2 separate regions of the Homo sapiens genome follow, and region 2 is linked to region 1. Evidence: read pairs that join two places in POLR2A ChIA-PET (ENCODE). Cell type or tissue: GM12878. All regions are shown on one strand.

Region 1 (5,000 bases):
CGTGATCCTCCCGCCTCGGCCTCCCAAAGTGCTGGGATTACAGGCGTGAGCCACCGCTCCCGCCCCATGCCAGCTAATTTTTTTGTAGAGACAGGGCTTCGCCATGTTGTCCAGGCTGGTCTCCAACCCCTAGGCTCCCCGCCTTGCCCTCCCAAAATGTGGAGATTACAGGTGTGAGCCACAATGCCTGGCCATTTTGAGGAATTTTTAAACACTGGCTTTAATTTTTCAAAGTATCTGGAGCAACTTCTGCTTCTGAGAGATAGAGTAGATATTCTTTTCCCCAGTCCTCCTGCTAAGTACAGCTAAAAACCCCAAAAACACTCTATATTATACAAAATGAACATAAGATGACTCTGAACAAGAAGAAAGCAGATTGGTTAGGGACCTCCAGATCCAAGGAATGACTCAGCAGTGACCTCCCTAAGTTTTCTTTTTGCCTCATATATGTCAGAATGGGTACTGGAGAAGCCAGCAACCCAAAACTGCCAACGATTGCAGACAAAAGCCCCAAGAAAAGCTTGTCTTTTTTTTTTTTTTTTTTTTGAAAGAGTGTCTTGCTCTATCGCCCAGGCTGGAGTGCAGTGGTGCAATCATGGCTCACTGCAGCCTTGATCTCCCAGGCTTAAGCTGCTTAGACTACAGATCTGCGCCACCATGCCTGACTAATCAATACAGTTGTTTTTTTTTTTTGAAACGGAGTTTCACTCTTGTTGCCCAGGCTGGAGTGCACTGGCGCGATCTCAGCTCACTGCTGCAACCTCTGCCTCCTGGGCTCAAGCAGTTCTCCTGCCTCACCTCCTGAGTAGCTGGGATTACAGGCATGCACCATCACGCCCTGCTATTTTTTGTATTTTTAGAAGTAGAGATGGGGTTTCACCATGTTGGTCAGGCTGGTCTCAAACTCCTGATCTCAGGTGATCCGCCCGACTCGGCCTCCCAAAGTGCTGGGATTACAGGCATGAGCCATCGTGCCCGGCCTTTTTGTTTTTTTTGTTTGTTTGTTTGTTATGTTTTTTTGTAGAGATGGGGGTCTCACTGTTTCCCAGGCTGATCTCAAATTCCTGGGCTCAAGCAATCCTCTGGCCTCAGCCTCCCAAAGTGCTGGAATTATAAGCGTGAACCATGGTGTCCTGCAAGTCTGCTTTCTGAGTCAAAGGACAAGAAAATAAACAGCCTAGAAAGACAGACAGCCTTGATTTTTTTATTTTTAGTTTTCATTTGGTTTGATTTTTCTTGAGACAGAGTCTCACTCTGTCGCCCAGGCTGGAGTGCAGTGGCACGATCTCGACTCACTGCAACCTCTGCCTCTCGGGTTCAAGCAGTTCTCCTGCCTGCCTCAGCCTTTCGTTCGGCCTCAAATGATCCGCCTGCCTCAGCCTCCCAGAGTGCTGGGATTACAGCCATGAGCCACTGCATCCAGCCGACAGACAGCCTTTAGACTATAGCCCCTCTACTCCAGCCCCACCCTCACCCCCATCAGCAAAGGCCAAGTGGAAAGCCTAGATCTCCAAACCTTGTTAGGCTGTAATGAAGTACTCCTTCCCTTCCCCACCAGGGTGATGTAGAAGAGGCCTAGTTATCCACTCAGGCCTTTCATCCATAATCAAGGCCACCTCTCCCAACAATGTCGGTGGAGGCCCACTCCCTCTCCCAGCCGGTGTGGTATCAGTGAATGCCTAATAGAGAAACTGGACTCCCACCCCTGCCCAGCAGTAAGAAGGAGCCCTGCCAACACCGGTGTCAATGGAGGCCAAGTGGAAAACCTGGACTTCCACACCCTCCTGGTAAAAATAAGGTAGCATCCGCACTTTCCCCACAGAAGCAATGTTAGAGGAGGCCTGCTGAAACACAAGCTATAAAGTAAGATCCAGAGGCTGGGCGCAGTGGCTCATGCCTGTAATCCCTGCACTTTGGGAGGCTGAGGTGGGAGGATTGCTTAAGCCCAGGAGTTCAAGACCAGCTTGGGCAACATACGGAGACCTTGCTGCTACAAAAAAACAAAAAACAAAAAAATTAGCTGGGCATGCTGATGCCTGCCTGTGGTCCTAGCTACTTGGGAGGCTGAGATGGGAGGATTGCTTGAGGCCAGAAGGTTGAGGCTGCAGTGAGTCATGACCCCACTGCACTCCAGCCTGAGTGACAAGGTGAGACCCTATCCCAAAACATTAAATAAGATCCAGAGTCTTATAACATGATGTGCAAAATGTCCAGGTCTTAAAGTCATTTGAACCGGAACCAGAAAATTTTGAATAAGAAAGGATAATCTATATACACTAACACCAAAATGACACAGATATTAGAATTATCTGAAAAAGATTTTGAAGTAGCCATCATAAAAATGCTTCAATGTATATAACGTGTTCAAATACAAACATACTTGGAACAAATGAAAAAATGGAAAGTCTGGAAAATATAATGTCTCAACAGATCGATACATAAAGAAGAACCAAATGGAAATTTTAGGAATAAAAAATACAATGATTGAAATTTAAAACTCAATGAATAAGCTCAGCAACAGAATGGAGAGGACAGAGGAAAGAATGAGTTTGAAGACAGAAAACTACAAATTATCCAATCTGAACACTAGGGAAAAAAAATAGAATGGAAAAAAAAAAAAACAGAGCCTCAGGGCCATGTGAGACAATAACATAAGATCTAACATTCATGTCATTGGAGTCACAGAAGGAGAAGAAATATTAAAAGAACAAATAGCCGAAATTTGCCCAAATTTTGCAAAAGACAAACTGACAGATTCACATAGCTGAGCAAACCTCAAACAGGATATGCCCATGAGAAAACACATCATAAACTTCTCAACATATACTTTTTTTTTTTTTTTTTTTTTGAGATGGAGTCTCCCTCTGCTGTCCAGGCTGGAGCACAGTGGCACAATCTCAGTTCGCTGCAACCTCCGCCTCCTGGGTTCAAGCGATTCTCTTGCCTCAGCCTCCCAAGTAGCTGGGACTATAGACGTGTACCACCATGCCTGGCTAATTTTTTGTATTTTTAGTAGAGATGGGGTTTCACCATGTTGGCCAGGCTGGTCTCGAAATCCTGACCTCAGGTGATCTGTCCGCCTCAGACTCCCAAAGTGTTGGGATTACAGGTGTGAGCCACCCGCACCCAGCCACAAATTCTTGAAAGCAGCCAGAGAGAAATGATACATTACCTATAGGGGGAAAACAATTCAAATGATGCTGAATTTCTCGTAAGGCACCATGGAGGCCAGGAGGAAGTGGAACAACATTTTTTTTTTTAGACAAGAGTCTTACTCTTTCACCCAGGGTGGAGTGCAGTGGCGCGATCTTGGCTCACTGCAACCTCCGCCTCCCAGGTTCAAGCAATTCTTCTGCCTCAGCCTCCCAAGTAGCTGGGGCTACAGGCGCGCCACCATGCCTGGCTAATTTTTGTATTTTTAGTAAAGACAGGAGTTTCACCATATTGGCCAGGTTGGTCTCGAACTCATGACCTCGTTATCTGCCCACCTCGGCCTCCCAAAGTGCTGGGATTACAGGCCTGAGCCACTGCGCCCAGCTGGAACATTTTTGAAATGCTGAAAGAAAAGAACTATCAACTTGGAATCCCATACCTGGTGAAACAATCCTTCAGGAATTGGGGGGAAGGGCTGTGGGGGAGGAAATCATGACATTCTTACATGAGGGAAAAACTAAGGGAATTTGTCACTGGCAGATTTACTTTATAGGGATTACTAAAGGCAATTCTCTAAACAAAGGGAGTGGTAACAAAAGGAATCTTGGAACATCAGGCAGGAAAAAAGGACAAAAAGAGCAAACATACAGGTCAATACAATAGATTGTCTTTTTCCTCTTGAGTATTCTAAATTATGTTCAACAGTTGAAGCAAAAATTACGCTTGTCTAAGTGGCTGTCCATATATGTAGAGGAAATACTTAAGATAGTTACATTATAATGGGAGAGTAAAAGGACACAGAAAAAGGTTTCTTTCTTTATTTGTAATCTGGTAGAACTTTCCAGAGGTATAGAGGTAATGTTTCTACCTTTCACTCAAACTGGTAAAATGTCAACACCAGTAGACTGTGATAAGTTACTGCACTCCAGCCTGGGCGACAGAGCGAGACCTTGCCTCAAAAAGGAAAGAAAAAAAAGAAAAAAAGAAAAGAAAAAGGAACACATACCAAACTTAAATGTGTACGTACCAAACAACAGACTTGAAAAATAAGTGAACCTGGCCAGGCGCGGTGGCTCATGCCTGTAATCACAGAAGTTTGGGAGGCCAAGGCAGGTGGATCACCTGAGATCAGGAGTTCGAGACCAGCCTGGCCAACATGGTGAAACCCCGTCTCTACTAAAAATACAAAAATTAGGCTGGGCGTGGTGGCTCACGGCTGTAAACCCAGCACTATGGGAGGCCGAGGTGGGTGGATCATAAGGTCAAGAGATTGAGACCATCCTGGCCAACATGGTGAAACCCCGCCTCTACTAAAAAAATACAAAAATTAGCTGGGTGTGGTGGTGCACGGCTGTAAACCCAGCACTTGGTAGGCTGAGGCAAGAGAATCGCTTGAAGCTGGAAGGCAGAGGTTGCAATGAGCCGAGATCATGCCATTGCACTCCAGCCTGGGCAATAAGAGTGAAACTCCATCTCAAAAAAAAAACAAAAACCCCAAAAAACAAAACAAGAAAAACTATTAGACAGAAAGTCAACAGGGCTGAGTGTGTGGCTCACACCTGTAATAGGATATAGAATTTAACACTACCATTAGCCAACAGGATGTAATCAGCACTTATAGTACATCAACAACAAAAAAAACACATTCTTTTTAGGCACCCATGAAACATGTATCAAGATCAACCATATCTTGGGTTATAAAACAAACCTCAACAAATTTAAAAGAATTGAAATCATACAGAGTGTATGACCAAAATGGACTCAAACTTAGAATTAATAACACAAAGACAATCTCCAGGAAGATCTTCAAACACTTGAAAACTAAATAACACATTTCTAAGTAATCT
Region 2 (5,000 bases), 680 kb after region 1:
TAGGAGAGGAATTGCTGGGTCATAGTTAGAGTTAAAATTTTAGTAGGTGTCAAACTCTTTTCAAAGTAGTTCCACCATTTTATATTCCCATCAGCAGTGTATTTTCTTTTTTTGCTGAAGTGCAGTGGCAGGATCATGGCTCACTGCAGTCTCACCCTCTTGGACTTAATAGATCCTCCCACCTCAGCCTCCCAAGGAGCTGGGACCACAGAGCCACCACGCCTGGCTAGTGTGTGTGTGTGTGTGTGTGTGTGTGTGTGTGTGTGTGTGTGTGTGTGTGTGTGTGTTTTGCAGAGACATGTCTTGCCATGTTGCCCAGGCTGGTCTCAAACTGCTGGGCTCAAGTAATCCGCCTGCCTTGACCTCCCAAAGTGCCAGGACTACAGATGTGAGTAGCATATTCGTTTCGGTTTTAATATGCATATACCGAATGATTAAAGATGTTGAGCATCTTTTCATTTACTCATCAATTCTTTGTCTCTTCATCTCTCCTCTGGTGAAATGTCTACTCAAATTTTTTGACCATTTTTATTTTATTTTTATTTTTATTTATTTATTTTTGAAATGGAGTATTGCTCTGTCGCCTAAGCTGGAGTGCAGTGGTGTGATCTCAGTTCACTGTAACGTCCGCCTCCCGGGTTCAATCAATTCTCCTGCCTCAACCTCCCAAGTAGCTGGGATTACAGGCACCTGCAACCTTGCCCAGCTAATTTTTGTGTTTTTAATAGAGATGGGATTTCACCATGTTGTCCAGGCTGGTCTCGAACTCCTGACCTCAGGTCAGCCACCCACATTGGCCTCCCAAAGTGCTGAGCTTACAAGCGTGAGCCACCGCGCCTGGCCACCCATTTTTAAATTAGATCATTTGTCTTCTTATTACTCAGTTGCAGGAGTACTTTTTATACTTATCTCTAGTAATATTTCTTATCTTAAAGCCTATTTTGTCTGATATTAATACAGCCAATTTAGCTTTCTTAGGATTCCTGTTCATGTGATACATCTTTTATCATCCTTTTACTTTCAACCTACTTCTGTCTTTGAATTTGATGTGTCTCTGATAGACAATATATAATTAAATCCTGCTTTTTAAAACATTTAGTCTAACAGTCTGTTTTTTCTGTCTAGTCTATTCACATTTAATGTATTTATTGGTATAGCTGGATTTATGACTGCCATTTTTCTGTTTGTTTTCTATATTTATCCTGTTCTGTTTCTCTGCCCTTCCTTGACTGCCTTCTTTTGTGTTAAAACATTTTTTAAGTGTACTATATTAATGTATCTATTGACTTTTTTTTTTTTTTTTTTGAGACAGATTCTCACTTTGTTGCCCAGGCTGGAGTGCTGTGGCACAATCTTGGCTCACTGCAACCTCCGCCTCCCAGGTTCAAGCGATTCTCGTGCCTTAGCCTTCCCAGTAGCTGAGATTACAGGTGTGGACCACTGTACCCAGCTAATTTTTGTATTTTTAGTAGAGACAGGATTTCTCTATGTGGAACACTCCTGTAATTCCAGCCACTAGGGAGGCTGAGGCAGGAGAATCGCTTGAACCTGGGAGGTGGAGGTTGTAGTGAGCCAAGATCACGCCACTGCGCTCCAGCCTGGGTGACAGAGCGAGACTCTGTCTCAAAAAACAAACAAACAAACAAAAAAGCCACACACACACACACACACACACAAATAACAAAAAACACAGTTTGATGACAATGTGTTTAAATGTGGATTTCTTTATGTTTCTCTTACTTGGAGTTCCTTGGGTTTTTTAAATCTGTAGATGAATTTTCAAATTTGGAAAGTTTTTGTCCATTATTTCTTCAAGTATGTTTTCTTCCCCTTTCTCTCTTTTTTCTGAGACTTCCATAGACATCACACTTTGACACAGGTTTGTATGCTTCATGATATACCACAGATCTCTGAGGTTCTATTCCTTTTGTTTCATCTTTCTCTCTCTTCCTCAGATTAGATTATTTCTATTCTACTATCTTCAAGTTCACTGATTCTTTCTTCTGACATCTCAGGTCTGCTGCTGAGTTCATTTTGTGAATTTTTCATTTGTTATTGTACTTTTTGATTCTAGAATTTCCATTTAATTCTTGTTTATAGCTTCTAGTTCTTTATTGAGATTTACTATTTGTTGAGTCTTTGACATTAATTTTTTTATTTCTCTAAACATAGTTACTATAAATTTTGTAACATATTTATAATAGCTGTTTTGATGTCTTTGTTTGCTGAATGCAACACCTGGTCTTGAAAAGTGACAATTTTCTATTGACGGGTTTTTTTTTCTGAGTATGAGTCACATCTTCCTGTTTCTTTGCATGTCTCATTATTTTTGTCGAAAACTGGATTTTAAAATAATATGCTGTAGTGACTCTGGATTCTGATTTTTCCCCTGAGGGTTGTTTTTATTGCAGGTCAGTTTTTTGTTTCGTTTTGAGACAGGGTCTCCTCTGTCAGCCAGGCTAGAGTGCATTGGCAGAATCACTATTCACTGCAGCCTTCAGCCCCCACCCCCAGGCCTCAAACAATCCTCCCACCTCAGCCTCCTGAAAACCTGGGACTATAGGTGCATGCCACCATGCCTGACTAATTAAATTATTTTTTTGTAAAGATGGGGTCCCACTGAAACGGAAAAAGTTCCCTTGTCCTCCTTCACAGGGCGTGGGATGGGGGTGTGGCTCACTTCTTCAATGCCCCGCTGTTTAAACCTCTAGGGGAGCATACAGACGGGGAGGCTGCAGGGATCCGACCCCACAGCAGTGTCTAGGGGTGAATGTTTACAGCTGAAGCCCCAGTGGGCTTGTGTTACAGGGTGCTCTTTTAGTTTGCCGTCTAGAGGTGGCATGTGTTAACCAGCTCAATTAGACCCTCTACCTTGTCGAAAGGACAGAGGGCTTTCCGTATCCTGGGGTTCTTGCCTTGGTGTACCGGAAGAATCTGATCACACGTGGGCTTGGAGAATGAGTGCAAGGTTTTATTGAGTGGAACTAGCTCTCAGCAGATGGGGAACCCAGAAGAGAGATGGTTTCCCGCCGGAGTCGGGCACTCAGAGAACCACACTCTGCATTGTTCTGCCAGTCGGTGGACTGTGGGCATACCAGTTCCTGTCGGTGCAGTGCTCTTGACATCCAGCCACCCGTGTGTTCCTCCGCTGTTGTGCGCTTCTCTACCTTCAGCAGCCTCTGTGTTCTTCCACCGATCTGCTCCGCTCCATATCCAGCAGCTTGTGTGTTTGCCGGCTAGGGTCTCAGGGTTTTTATAGGCAGAGGATGGGGGCGTGGCAGGTCAGGGTGGTCTTCGGAAATGCAGCATTTGGTCACGAAAACAAAAATGCTTGTCCTCATCCTCGTTCATGGGGGTGGAGCCCTAGCCAGGGACCACACCCTCCTCTACCAGCACTTCCCTCCCCCTTTTCCGTATCATTTAAAAGTGACTATGCTCGGGCAGGGCGCGGTGGCTCACGCCTGTAATCTCAGCACTTTGGGAGGCCGAGGCGGGTGGATCACGAGGTCAGGAGTTTGAGACCAGCCTGGCCAACAAGGTGAAACCCCATCTCTACTAAAAATGCAAAACCTTAGCTGGGCGTGGTGGCGGGCGCCAGTAATCCCAGCTATTCGGGAGGCTGAGGCAGAATTGCTTGAACCCAGGAGGCAGAGGTTGCGGTGAGCAGAGATTGCGCCATTGCACTCCAGCCTGGGCGACAGAGCAAGACTCTGTCTCATAAATAAATAAATAAATAAATAGGACTATGCTCTTCCTTTACCAGCATTTCCGTATCACCACTATGTTGCCCAGGCTGGTCTCGAACTTTTGGGCTCAAGTGATCCTCCCATCTCAGACTCCTTACATGCTGGGATTACAGGCACGAGCCACTACACCTGGCTGATTTTATTTGCTTGTTTATTATTTGTTTCGCCTTTTAGAAACTTGCCTGGATTAAATTTGCAGAACCTGTCTCTCTTAGGGGTGTTTTAGAGTTGTCTGTCTCAAGTGTTTTTTGTTTTTTGTTTGTTTGTTTTCTAATTCTTATTTTTTTAAAATCTTGGCTTCCTAGGGGGCACCCTCGTGTCTGAATATCTCAGTGGTAAACCAATGATTAGTCAGAGGTTTTACTCAAACACTTTGTGCCAGCAAGCCTTCCACTCTTTGCCTGTGAATCTGTGTGTGGGTTGAGGAGTGCTTTCAAAGTCTGGGCACTTTTCAAGTTTTCCCCAGGTTTTCCTTTCCAATGGGCTTTTCTGGTACTTCCTTTGTGTGGACAGTCTCCAGTCTGCCAGGAATGTATGCAGAGCTAAAGCCCTTTTGGGCCTTGCCTGTACATGTGTGGCGCAGCCCTCCAACCAGCCAGGGATGTGGGGAGAGCTCATCCAGTCCCTCTTCGGTTTTTTTGTTTCCGGGATCTCCTTGTTAAATTTCTAGCTTGGCTGCCTAGTGGGACTGCAACCTCAGGCTAGCAGAGCTATGGCTTTCCCAGTTCAATTCCCACTGAGCTTGATATTCTTATTGAGAATATTACTTGGCATATGTTTTTTGTTCTCTATTCTAAATCAAGTCAGCCCTTTCCAGCAGCAGCAAAGCTGCTGTTTTTCACAACCAGCTCTGCCCTGGTAGCATGGCTGTGCCATCCATACTGGACAGGGAGGGGAGAGGTGAGAGTACCAGGCAAAAACACCACAGATTCCCACTGTTCTTACCTGAAGTTCAGCAGTTTTTCATGAATAAACACTTCTCAATTTGTTGTGTGCATTGTCAATTTCTAGAGGCCTGAGATGTCTGTCTTTGACAATTCTGTCCGGTTTTATAGTTGTTTTTCATGAGACAGTTTGTGAACTCTTCATTCCACCATCACTAGAAGTCCGGCCCAATCGACAATTCTTTTTATTGTGGCAAAATACACACAACACAAAACTTGCCATTGTAACCATTTTAAAGTGTGCAATTCAGTGGCATTTGGTACTTTCACAATGTTGTGCAACCCTCATCACTATCTAGTTCTGGAACCG

The links. ChIA-PET counts read pairs that join two places held together with the same protein. Peaks named below come from ENCODE experiments on the same cell type or tissue, not always from the same donor. Only the 100,000 strongest peaks of a DNase experiment are listed, where the experiment ranks them.
Region 2: POLR2A ChIA-PET joins it to region 1 with 10 read pairs; 2 of 35 experiments call an interaction of 5 or more read pairs at or near these places.

What each region holds. Positions count from the first base shown.
Region 1 is chr1:39,048,531-39,053,530 of GRCh38, forward strand. All of the region lies in intron 2 of LOC124904088 (a long non-coding RNA gene), which reads left to right. Among named protein-coding and RNA genes, the nearest start is that of NDUFS5, 25 kb to the left of the region's middle. RefSeq lists an enhancer at 3,432-3,933. In GM12878, no CTCF peak of the experiment used is centred here; no DNase peak of the experiment used is centred here.
Region 2 is chr1:39,725,047-39,730,046 of GRCh38, forward strand. No RefSeq gene overlaps it. Among named protein-coding and RNA genes, the nearest start is that of PPIE, 11 kb to the right of the region's middle. In GM12878, no CTCF peak of the experiment used is centred here; a DNase peak (open chromatin) is centred at 2,365.